2 separate regions of the Homo sapiens genome follow, and region 1 is linked to region 2. The links are chromatin loops, found by intact Hi-C in ENCODE. Cell type or tissue: Caco-2. All regions are shown on one strand. Links, peaks and the distances in the headings refer to the core of each region. The heading gives the core; the rest is flanking DNA.

Evidence for each region. Peaks named below come from ENCODE experiments on the same cell type or tissue, not always from the same donor. Only the 100,000 strongest peaks of a DNase experiment are listed, where the experiment ranks them.
Region 1: it touches region 2 in a loop (17-fold over the local background); 11 of 110 quality-filtered maps call a loop at or near these places.

What each region holds. Positions count from the first base shown.
Region 1 is chr1:65,016,254-65,024,077 of GRCh38, reverse strand. It overlaps a transcript of JAK1 not described here and the pseudogene RNU6-1176P. Among named protein-coding and RNA genes, the nearest start is that of LINC01359, 18 kb to the right of the region's middle. In Caco-2, for the core only: no CTCF peak of the experiment used is centred there; no DNase peak of the experiment used is centred there.
Region 2 is chr1:64,859,146-64,864,145 of GRCh38, reverse strand. It overlaps JAK1 (Janus kinase 1), which reads left to right. Exons shown (of 25, transcript NM_002227.4): 9 at 3,884-4,041. Among named protein-coding and RNA genes, the nearest start is that of JAK1, 100 kb to the left of the region's middle. RefSeq lists enhancers at 2,455-2,504, 2,593-3,138. In Caco-2, for the core only: no CTCF peak of the experiment used is centred there; a DNase peak (open chromatin) is centred at 2,385.

The sequences.
Region 1 (7,824 bases), core at 1,695-6,694, 160 kb before region 2:
AATGCTCATAGTACTTGTATTCATAACAGCCAAAAATGGAAAACAACTCAAATGTCCAGCAATAGGAGATTGGATAAACACATTGTGATATATTCATACAAAGGAATACTACTCAGCAATAAAAGGAACGAGCCACTGGTACATGCAAAAAAAAAAAAAAAAAAGGATGAATCTAGAACCATGGTGAGTGAAAGACACCAGATGCAAAATAATAAATACGGTATGACTCCATTTACATGCAATCCCAGAGCAGGCAAACTAATCTATGGTGATAGGATTAGAAAGTGGTTCCCTCAGCAGGGTGCAGTAGCTCACACCTGTAATCCCAGCACTTTGGGAGGCCGAGGTGTGTGGATCATGAAGTCAGGAGATCGAGGCCATCCTGGCTAACATGGTGAAACCCCATCTCTACTAAAAATACAAACAATTAGCCTGGTGTGGTGGTGGGCACCTGTAGTCCCAGCTCCTCGGGAGGCTGAGGCAGGAGAATGGCATGAACCCAGGAGGTGGAGCTTGCAGTGAGCCGAGATTGTGCCACTGCAGTCCAGCCTCAAAAAAAAAGAAAGTGGTTCCCTCAGTGAGAAGGAAAGGGGGTTTGACTAGAAAGGGACAAGAGGATGAGACAACTTTCTGGAACTTTAGATGGTAGTTACATTAATGTGTACAATTATCGAAATCTGTTGGCCAAGCATGTTGGCTCAGGCTTGTAATACCAGTGCCTCAGGAGGCTGAGGTGGGAGGATTGCTTGAGGCCAGGAATTCAAGACCAGCCTGGGCAACATAGCTTGACAAAAATAAAAAATAAAAATTAGCCCAGTATGGCTACGTATGCCTGTGTCTCCAGATACTTGGGAGGCTGAGGTGGGAGAATCACTTAAGCCTAGGGGATTGAGGTTGCAGTGAGCCATGATCACTCCACTGTACTTCAGCTTGGGTGACAGAACGAGACCCTACCTCTAAAATTTAAAAAAAAGTCATTGAACCGAACCTTAACATCAGCGTATTAAATACTTCACTTAAAAATAATTAATAGTTGGAATGATACAGAGAAGATTAGCATGGCCCCTGTGTAAGGATGACAGGAAAAAAAATTCTATGTTTTAAATGTTTACTGCTTCCTCACTTTTCATGAGAAAAAAAGCATCCACTGAATTTATATGATCTAACAGGTGTGAAAAACTCCCTATCAAAAAATATCATTCCCCACCAACTTAAGAATAGACTGAATTTCCCCTGATTAGTTTCTCCTTTGATATACACATTGAAAGCCCTAAATAAAATGCTATATTAATTTTTCCCAATGAATATTTTAGCATGACACTAATGTATGAAGTTGGTTCTCCTCCCTCTTAGCAAGGTACTGCAACCCACTATTGACTATGTTAAAGTCTAAAAATAAAGAAGATAATAAAAGTAATAAAATGGTGATTACCTTCTTCAAGTTGCTTAGAAGTCTGAAGAGGCACCAACTCTTACAAACTAAATTTTCACTTTGGCTGACTCAGTCTCATTTCTTAATTTTTTCTTTACATCACCCCACCTCCCAGCCTTATGCCTCATCACTTACTACCTACTGATCAGTTTAATGGGCCTCAGAAAGGCTATGGAAATCCTAAAATGCAGAGTCATTTACAAACTTCCCTCACATGAGCCCTCCAATCCCTATGGGTGCACTGGAATATCCATTTTGTTGGTGATTTATGGGTTAGAAAGAGCCCTTAATTGCTTCACTAGCATGGACTTCTCTGTGACCAAGAAAAAATAAAAAAATAAAAAAATGGCAATGTGGGCTCCTTTGAGAGAAAGGAGAGGGGACATTACACAAGAAAAATGTTATTTTCCAATATCAAGAAAATTCATTAGCAAACACATTAAAATGCACTCAAGTAGTCATCACCCTGAATTGTTTTGGAAAAGGCCCTGCTTTGGAAAAACACAGGGCAAAAACATTACTCTTGTAGCTTGGCACAATGAGATGGCAGGATGACAAATGTCTTATTCTCTACTGTGCCTTAATATTTAGAGGACATCTGCTACTGTGTATTCCTCCCTCCCTTGAGTCACCTTTATCACAGTCTAACGTTGTGTTATTGCTGTTTCCCATGTCCACCTGTTACAGTGATAAGACACAGCTGTACTCCTCCAGTATGTGGGAAGCAAATGAGTCTGAAAGTCAGGAGGCTGAGCTTCTAGTTCCATTGTTGTACTAACTATGCACTCTTAGGCAAATATTGCAAATTCTCTTGGTTTTAGTGTCCTCTTCTAAAAAAATGGGAAGTATAATAGACATGGTTCCAATGAAATGGAAGCTAAGTCTTACCCCCAGGCATTAGGGGTTCCTTAGGTCATAGAACCAATATATAGAAAAGGGGTAATATATCCTTAACAGCAGTAATTAGATTGCTGCTACCTAGCGGGGATAGACAGGGAGAGCTATGTTTAGAACTCAGGGATTCAATGAACAACTTCTTAGCATTCCTTGGCCCACTGTTCTGGTGAATGGAAAAGTGCAGCCACCCAATAAAGACAAGATTATCAATGCCTCATATCCTACACGCAACGAAGTTTGGGTCTCTCCAAATCTACTTTGGAAAATAGGCAAAAGCATCTTTACTATGGGACAAGTAGCCTGGGACAAGGAAAAAGGTAAAACACATCCTGCTGAAGTGCCGATGGAAGGAAAGAACAGAAGTGGGAGGTGGAAGAAGGTAGCCTTGAGTACCAATGTACGCCTTGTCATCAGCTGCAGAAGCAGGGATTATAACAGCTATAATTTAAATCCCTTGGTCATTTCTCCTTCTCCCCAAACCTTGTATTTTAAAAGAAAAACACTGGAAGTGGCTACCACTTTAGATTCAGACGGACATGTGAACAACTTCTCATCACTTCGGATCTACTCTTTGCCCAGCTCCATTCTGCTGGGTTCTCTGGGTGGTTGACCTAAATGCATTGCATCCACAGATTCTCTTGTCTTCTGGCTTCTGGTTGGGTTCACCAACAAGGAGCACAGACAGAAGATTGGGAGAGGGAAGGGAGAGGAGCAAAATCAGGGTATTTATCCCCTTTGTATGCGGTCACTGTGGTGTGGACTGGCTCTGTCTTTCCACTAGAGGTCATAGCTCAAGTTGAGTAGCTCTCTCCACATAGCTCTATCTCCTGGTTCTAATAAAGGCTTTCTTTCCCTGCCCCAAAGGGTGGGAAAGGCACCCCAAGTTACTAGTTCTAGAGTATTTTGTTACCACATTTGAGCTCCTTAAACCCTGCCCACACCTTTGTAGATGGTCCTTTTAAATTAAACTCTTCTCAAATTACCAAATTTGTACAAATAATTTCTTTTCTAGTGGAGCCCTAACTAATATGGACAAGTTTCTTATAGGAACCACAAGTGGTAATTGTAAAATCAGATAAGATTTATTAAAATGTGTGTGAAGTTTCTTTGAAGAATATAATGCCTTTGTAGAAGTTCAAATGAGACATATGCAGTACATATAGAAAAGTGCATAAAGCATATATGTGCAGTTTGAATGATTATAAAATGAACATCTACATAACCAGTACTGTGATCCAGATATAAAATTTTGCTGCCTCCCCAGAAGCACAGTGAATCGTTTCCAGTTTCAAGCTACTCAGAACAATGATGCTGAGAAAATTCTTGTACTTGTCTGTAGTACACATTGCAAGAGTTTCTCTAGGACAGTGGTTCACAGTCTTTTGGTGATAATGTGGATTGGTGATGAGAGTTCTCATAGGCTGTTGCTGAGAGTATAAATTAGCACAACCACTTTGAAAGAGTGTGGCATTGTCTAACAGAACTAAAGTTATACACAGCTTTTTTTTTTTTTTTTTTTTTTTGAGACGGAGTTTTGCTCTTTTTGCCCAAGCTGGAGTGCAATGGCGTGATCTCAGCTCACTGCAACCTCCGCCTCCCGGGTTCAAGCGATTCTCCTGCTTCAGCCTCCCATGTAGCTAGGATTACAGGCATGCACCAGCACACCTGGCTAATTTTATACTTTTAGTAGAGATGGGGTTTCACCATGTTGGCCAGGCTGGTCTTGAACTTCTGACCTCAGATGATCTGCCCACCTTGGCCTCCCAAAGTGCTTTGATTACAGGCGTGAGCCACCACGCTCTGCCTTCTTCTTCTTCTTCTTCTTTTTTTTTTGAGACAGAGTCTCGCTCTGTCACCCAGGCTGGAGTGCAGTGGCATGATCTCGGCTCACTGCAACCTCTGCCTCCCGGGTTCAAGCAATTCTCCTGCTTTAGCCTCTCAAGTAGATGGGATTACAGGTGCCTGCCACCACACCTTGCTAATTTTTGAATTTTAATAAAGATGGGGTTTCATAATGTTGGTCAGGCTGGTCTTGAACTCCTGGTCTCAGGTGATCCACCCACATTGGCCTCCCAAAGTGTTAGGATTACAGGAGTGAGCCACCATGCCCGGCCTCACATCTTCTGACATAGCAACTTCGCTATTTTGCATGATGTTTGCTACAGATTTTCTGTAGGTACCCTATTTCACTTAAAAGTTTCCTTTTATTTCAAGTTTGCTGATTTTTAAAATTAAGAATACATATTGACTTTTTTTTTTAACCATTCACTTTTCCTAAATATATTGGGGGGGGGGTCATATGGGTTCTCTCCTTTATTCTATTAACATGACAAATTACATTGTTTCATTTTCAAATATTAAACCAATTTTGTATTCCTAGGATACACTTGCTTTTCTATATTATCTTTTTGTATTGCTGGATTCAGTTTGCTAATATATTGTTTCAGATTTTTTTCAACATACATCCATAGGTCAAATTAGATTGTAATTTTATTTTGACATAGTCTTCACATGAATTTTAGTGTCTTATGAGTTTGAGAGTTGTTCCTTCTTGTATGTGTTTATGTAATATTAAAATACTTTGTTCCTTAAAAGATTGGTGGAAGTCATATGAAAGGCTTCTGGTCCTGGAATTTTCTTTGTGGATTTTCTGTAAACGATTCAACTTATTTAATGATCATAGGATTGTTCGAGATTTTTGTTTTTGTTTTTTGTATTATTTTTATTTTTATTTTTTTGAGACGGAATCTCACTCTGTCCCCCACGATGGAGGGCAGTGGCGCGATCTTGGCTCACTGCAAGCTCCGCCTCCTGGGTTCACCCCGTTCTCCTGCCTCAGCCTCCCGAGTAGCTGGGACTACAGGCGCCCGCCACCACGCCCGGCTAATTTTTTCGTATTTTTAGTAGAGACGGGGTTTCACCGTGTTAGCCAGGATGGTCTCGGTCTCCTGACCTCGTGATCTGCCCGCCTCGGCCTCCCAAAGTGCTGGGATTACAGGCGTGAGCCGCCGGGCCCGGCCTTTATTATTTTTTTCAAATGCTCTCTTAGCAGAATCATGTTCATGTTTTTAAAATATCTTTATAAGGTTTGTTGATTTTTCCCCGATGAAATTAGTCCATATAGTGTACTTTGTCAAATGGATTAGATTTAAGTCATTCATTATATCCTTTTATTATCTTTCCAGTGTGTACAACATCTGGAGTAATATCCCCTTTTTCACTCCTGATAGCGTGTGTGTGTGTGTGTGTGTGTGTGTGTGTTCTCTCTCTCTCTCTCTCTCTCTCTGTATGTATGTGTGTCTCTCATTAGTTTCACCAAATATTTTACACCTTTTTTAGTCTTCTCAAAGAATCAACTATTGGCTTTATTGTTCCTGTTACATAGTTTTTCTATTTTACACATTTTTGTTCTTATTTGTTATCTCTTTCCTACTTCTTTATTTCTGTTTATCTTGCAGCTTATTTCTAATATCCTGAGGCAGATGCTTGACTTACTTACTTTTAGCCTTTTTTCTTTTCTAATATAAAATGTAAGGCTATAAATCAGCTCTGTAAACACTTTTTAGCTATTACCCTATATGTTTTTGATATGAAGTAATTTTTAAGTCACTCACACATTTTAAAAAGGCACAGTTCACAGCCAGGTGCAGTGGCTCACACCTGTAATCCCAGCACTTTGGGAGGCTGAGGCGGGAGGATCACCCGAGATCAGGAGTTCGAGACCAGCGCCGGCCAACATGGTGAAACCCCATTTCTACTAAAAATACAAAAATTAGTTGGGCCTGGTGGCAGACACCTGTAATCCCAGCTACTTGGGAGGCTGAGGCAGGAGAATCACTTGAACCCAGGAGGTGGAGCTTGCAGTGAGATCCTGCCACTGAACTCCAGCCTGGGCGACAAGAGTGAGAATCTGTCAAAAAAAAAAAAAAGGCAGAGTTCACAATTAAAAATTTTTTCCACTATGATTTCTTCTTTGACCCATGAGTTATTTAAAAGCATGGTTTTAATTTTCCAAACATGGAGATGCTCTGTTTACCTTTTTATTATTGATTTATAGTTAGATCACTTTAGGTCAGAAAACATCCTCTGTATTAATCCTTTAATATCTGTTGAGGCTTGTTTTAATGACTATGTATGAGTCCATTTTTGAAATATTCTGTGTGGACTTCAGAATTTTTTTCTGCAGTTGTTGAATGAAATATAGATAATCTCTATTAGATCAGTTTTATTAATCATTATTGTTTGAATCCTCTAATGATTTATTTTTATTTTTATTTTTTTGAGACAGAGTCTCTCTCTGTTGCCCAGGCTGGAGTGCAGTGGCGCAATTTCAGCTCACTACAACCTCCGCCTCCTGGGTTCAAGCAATTCTCATACCTCAGCCTCCCGAGTAGCTGGGACTACAGGCTGTGCCACCATGCCCAGCTAATTTTTATATTTTTAGTAGAGACAGGGTTTCGCCATGTTGGCTAGGCTGGTCTCAAACTCCTGAGCTCAGGTGGTTCACCTGCCTCGGAGGCCTCCTAAAGTGCTGGGATTACAGGTATGAGCCACCAGTCCTGGCCTATTTAATGATTTTTCTTGTTCTATCAATTATCGGGAGATGTATTTTTTAATTTCCCATATAATTGTAGATTTGTCTATTTCTCCATATGGATCTTCTGATTTTTCTCTTATATAATTTGTGGCTGCACTACTAGGTACTTATAAATTCAAAATTTTTATATTTTCCTAGTAAGCTGAAATTGTATTGTTAAGTGATTATCTTTATTGTTGTAATTTTAAAATTCTGATAAAATGTATACAGTAAAATTTGCCATTTTAAGTTTTTATTTATTTACTTATTTTTTTGAGATGGAGTCTTGCTCTGTTGCCCAGGCTGGAGGGCAGTGGCGCGATCTCGGCTCACTGCAACCTCTGCCTCTCGGGTTCAAGCAATTCTCCTGCCTCAGCCTCCCAGGTAGCTGGGATTACAGGTGCCTGCCACCATGCACGGCTAATTTTTGTATTTTTAGTAGAGACAGGGTTTCACACTTTGGCCAGGCTGGTCTCTAACTCCTGACCTCAAGTGATCCACCCGCCTCAGCCTCCCAAAGTGTTGGGATTACAGGCGTGAGCCACTGCACCCAGCCTATTTATTTATTTTGAGACAGGGTCCTATTCTGTTGCCAGGCTGGAGTGCAGTGGTGCAGTCAACCTCCTAGGTTGAAGTGATCCTCCTACCTTAGCCTCCGGAGTAGTTGGGACTACAGGCGCATGCCATCATGCTCAGCTAATTTTTGTATTTTTTGTAGAGACAGGGTTTCACTATGTTGCCCAAGCTGGTCTCAAACTCTGGTGCTCAAGTGATCTGCCCTCCTAGGCCTCCCAACGTGCTAGGATTACAGGCATAAGCCACCATGCTCGGCCCATTTAAACCATTTTTAAGGGTACAATTTAGTGGCATTACTTAGGTCCACAATGTTATACAACTACCATCGCTATCTACTTCGAAA
Region 2 (5,000 bases), core at 1-5,000:
CACCAGGAAAGGCCACATTCTGCCAAAATGTGGCAGATACTGTGTCACAATGATAACGCTCAGTGCTGAGGAAGAGCCTGGTGATACGGTTTAGGGCAGACAGTCACTCTCTTGTATTCAGAATAACTTGTCTTTCTGATATAACCTTTTGGAAAACAGTTTGGTAACCTGTTAAAAGCCTTGAAAATATTTATATATCCCTCTGTTCAGGAATCTAGAGAATGAATCTATCTTCCAGAAACAATGTGAGAGGCAGGTTATGGTTTATGAATAAGAATATTCATTCCAGTAGTAATTAAAGTGTCAAAATTCTGAAAATAACTTAAATATACAATAATAGGAGAATAGGAAAATAAATCACAATTTGCCTGAGAAGCAGAATATTAGAAAATCAGGTTGCTGAATTTTTTAATGACCTGGAAAAAAGGTCAGGGGAAAAAGCAGGATATAAAACTTTACCTATAGAATGGGACCAGTTTTGTTCAAAATATCAATAGGTATGCATGTATATACACATGCTCTTAGAAAAATAAATATTAACAGCTACTTATTTATGGTGGCATTATGAGTGGTTTTAATTTTCTTATTCTCCCCTCCTTTTTTTTTAAACAAAAAACTTACATTAATTTTATTAGAAAAATATAGTAAAAACAAAGTGAAGAGGGAGAAGTAGAAGAGCTCAGATGGATGTTAATGGAAAGATGCGAAATGGAGGGAGAAAAGAAGAAGTGCTGTTGATGGAGCACATCCTGGATATCAGGCCCCGTGTTATATGCTGCATCCTGGATATTAGGCCCCGTGTCATATGCTGCATCCTGGATATTAGGCCCCGTGTCATATGCTGCATCCTGGATATTAGGCCCCGTGTCATATGCTGCATCCTGGATTTTAGGCCCCGTGTCATATGCTGCATCCTGGATATTAGGCCCCCTGTCATATGCTGCATCCTGGATATTAGGCCCCGTGTCATATGCTGCATCCTGGATATTAGGCCCCGTGTTATATGCTGCATCCTGGGTATTAGGCCCCGTGTTATATGCTGCATCGTGGGTATTAGGCCCTGTGTTATATGCTGCATCCTGGGTATTAGGCCCCCTGTTATATGCTGCATCCTGGATATTAGGCCCCGTGTCACATGCTGCATCCTGGATATTAGGCCCCGTGTTATATGCTGTGCCTGTATCTTGGTCTGTCTTAGTCCTTGTAAGAACCTTAGGGGACTGAGCATCAGCTCTACTTGAAATGAGGAATCTGAGACTAATCAAGAGGCATGGGATCTTGCACAGGGTCACTCAGTGAGAAAGTGGCAGGCACTTGCCCAGCTCTGTCTGGTTCCTGCCTGTGCATTTTGCCTGTGTTGCTTTGGCTTCTAAGGCGTTATCATCCCCCAGAGACCCCGAAGGGAGTGAGGGAGAGGCTGACATGTCCATGATCTGGCTCTTCAACGTGGTGTATGCCTGGTGCACATTTTATGAGCCTGCCCCATCCTGTCCTGTCCTGGTTGACACAGTCAAGTCTAGCACCAACACAAGTTGGTGCACCCATCATCTAAGTCAGAGCTCACCCTGGCCACATGGGCCAATGACTCTATGCCAAGCCACAGTGCTGTGGAGGGAGCAGGAGGAGGGCAGGAAGAAAGAAATACTTGATTCCTCCATTAGTTTGTTTTTCTTTACCACGCTAGCCCTTACTGTGTGTCAGGTACTTCCTATTCTGAGCACTTCACAAATACCACCTATTTTAATTTTCATGTCAACCCTATGGGTGAGTATGATAAGGGGAAACTGAGGCACGAAGAGGTTAAGTAACCTGTCCAAGGTCACAGAGCTGTTAGGTTAAAGCATTTGAAATTGCCAATATTTGACCATTTTGACCTATAAAAATGATGATTCCATATGCATAACCCTACTAGCAGGTGGAGAGGCTGCGATTTGAACCCAGAGCAGCTGGCTCTAGAGCCTGAGCTGAGGGTTGACCACTGCTCCATGCTGCCAGTTTAGAATCTCATGCCCTCGTTGTCCCCTCCCAGCCATGGGATTCCCAAGCCCTTTAATCAGGCAGTGCTTTGAAGAAACCCTGATACCAGCATGTTGTCAAGTCAGACCTTCATGTATCACTTCTCTCTACATCTCCTTGGCATCCCTCATTTCTGTTTAGACTCCTGTTCTCAGGAAATGTAAGTGCAGATGTGGTCTTACTTATCATGTGGCTGGGTGAGGGGCTGCCCAGGCCAGCCTGCCCCTTGTTCAGAGCATCTTGAATTTGCTCTTCAGGGATATCCGCAGGTGGGTGCCTGGTCACACCCGCAAGGCAGTGTGCTCAGTGTGGTTTCTTTTTTCTGAAGTGCCATTCCTATGGTGACCCTGCCCTCTCCAGGCCTCCTTCCTCATAGCCCCAGGCATGCTTCCTTCGGCATTACAGCTGCACTAGGCCCCTGACCTCCCTCCTGCCGAGTGGCTTGTCTCCCCTGCTCCTTTTTCCCTTCACTGTCCTCTCATTTCTGCCACCTGCCTCTCCTTTCTACAGGGCTATGAAAGAGTCATTTTGCCCTTTTTTGAAGCCTCAGATGCTTTTTAATGTTTTTTTGTGAGTCAAAGCTCCAAATCATGGCTTTTGCATACCTTCCCTTGCCAGGAAATGTTCTTGATTGACCTGATAGTTCCTGTCAAATGGGCAGTCTCTTCAGGGATCAATGATCAGGACAAAAGTACCCCAAATCTACAACACAGGTGTCTTTCAGAACACCTTCCTTGATGGAAATCCCCTCCCTCCTCTTCTCCACAGGTGCCTTTGCCTCTTCCCACTCTGAGTAAGACACTCTGCTCTCTCCAACTCTCAGAGCTCCCTAGGCTTAATCTAGCAAACTCTTCACTGGGCCTGGGATTATTCCTAGATTAAAATCCGGGAGTTTCACCTTCTAGAGCAAGTCTGCTATGAGATGAACCACACTGCCTCTGTTTCTTTTCTCCTAAGCAGGAATAATGCCGATTTAGCCATTCACCGTTGAGTGCCAAGATCACGGTGCATGCTTTGCCCCTTCCCACCTCCACTTTTGTGCCTCTGCCACCTTGATTCAGGCTTCCTCTTCTCCCATCTGGACCCAGGGGACAGCTTCTCTGCATGTCTCCCTGCCTGCCACAGCCTCCCCCACCGCGTCACCCCCAACACACACACACATACACACACACACACACACACACACACACACACACACACGGACCCAGGGGACAGCTTCTCTGCATGTCTCCCTGCCTGCCACAGCCTCCCCCACCGCGTCACCCCCAACACACACACACACACACACACACACACACACACAGAGTCATCTGATAGTTTGAGATAATAGATGGGAAAATGTGTTGAACAGTGAAAGTCCTATATAAATGCAAGGGGGATCGGGCACAGTGGCTCACGGCTGTAATCCCAGCACTTTGGGAGGCCAAGGTGGGAGATCACTCGAGGTCAGGAGTTCAAGACCAGCCTGGCCAACATGGTGAAACCCCGTATCTACTAAAAATACAAAAATTAGCCAGGTGTGATGGCAGGTGCCTGTAATCCCAGCTACTTGGGAGGCTGAGGCAGAAGAATCGCTTGGACCCAGGAGGCGGAGGTTGCAGTGAGCCGAGATCTCACCACTGCACTCCAGCCTGGGCGACAGAGTGAAACTCCATCTCAAATAAATAAATAAATAAATAAATAAATAAATAAATAAATAAATAAATAAATGCATGCAAGGGGTATATTTAGTATTGATGAAAAGGTTTTCCCTTTGGGGTTCCCATTGGGTTATAAAAATCTTCTCACTGTGCACCTCCCTACAGAGTCAGCCACTTAAGCTGATAGAGACATGATGTAACCGTGGGAATTTCTTCTCTCTCAACAGGAACTGAAGCTCTCTTCCCACGAGGAGGCCTTGTCCTTTGTGTCCCTGGTAGATGGCTACTTCCGGCTCACAGCAGATGCCCATCATTACCTCTGCACCGACGTGGCCCCCCCGTTGATCGTCCACAACATACAGAATGGCTGTCATGGTCCAATCTGGTTGGTCCTAGAACCTTATCAGTTGCCTTTGGTGTGCAGAGAGCCCGTGTTTTAGTGATGGGGCATGTCATCATTGTTTAGGTCAGGCCAGTTGACCATGCTGCCTGGTACTTGTTGGCTGTCCTCCTTTCCTCCCTGCTGTCCAAGCTCTGGTCAGGCCTTCCTGTAATCTCCTACCATCCTCTTTGCAGCAGCCCCTCAATGCTGCTTCTTTACTTGGATCTCTCTTCATAGTTTAACCCCCTCACCTCTCCATAGCTGATCAAGAAGTACTACACTTTCTGATTTCTTGCTGTGTCAAACAATGTGGGCAATTCAAGAAACACTGAACACAGCTGAGCGTGCTGCCATGTGCCTGTAGTTTCAGCTCCTTGAGAGGCTGAGGTGGGAGGATCACTTGAGCCCAGGAGTTCAATTCTAGCCTGGGCAACATAGCAATATCCCATCTCTAAAATATATAAAAGAAGAAAAAGAAAGATCAGATGATGATCTCAGCATCAGACAGTGTAATAAATGGAATTGTCAGTCAGCTTGTCCCAAGGTGCCAGGTGAACAGTGGGGACCGTGAGGGTAATACAGCCTTAAGGCCAGAAGGGGCTGTGTGGGATGCCTTGTCCCACCTGCATCTCAGAACTGGCAGCCTGTGCTGAAGTACCTCTGGTGATGGGCAATGTGTGAGGCAGCCCATGGATTGGAGCTCTGACTGTGAGAGATGTGCATACCTTTCTGATATGGAGCTGTAGTTGGCTTCTCTGTAACTTCTGCCTACTCACTTGAATTCTGCCTTTTGAGACAACAGGGATTCTTTTGACTTTCTCTTACATATGACAGCCCTTCAGGCAAAGGAAAACAGCCAGCTGCTGTGTTTCTTCTGAGCCTCTCTTTTCAGACCACAGAATATCTGGGGAAGCATCTCTTCTGCCACCTTTCACATGATGTGCTTCTCACCTTCTTCCCTC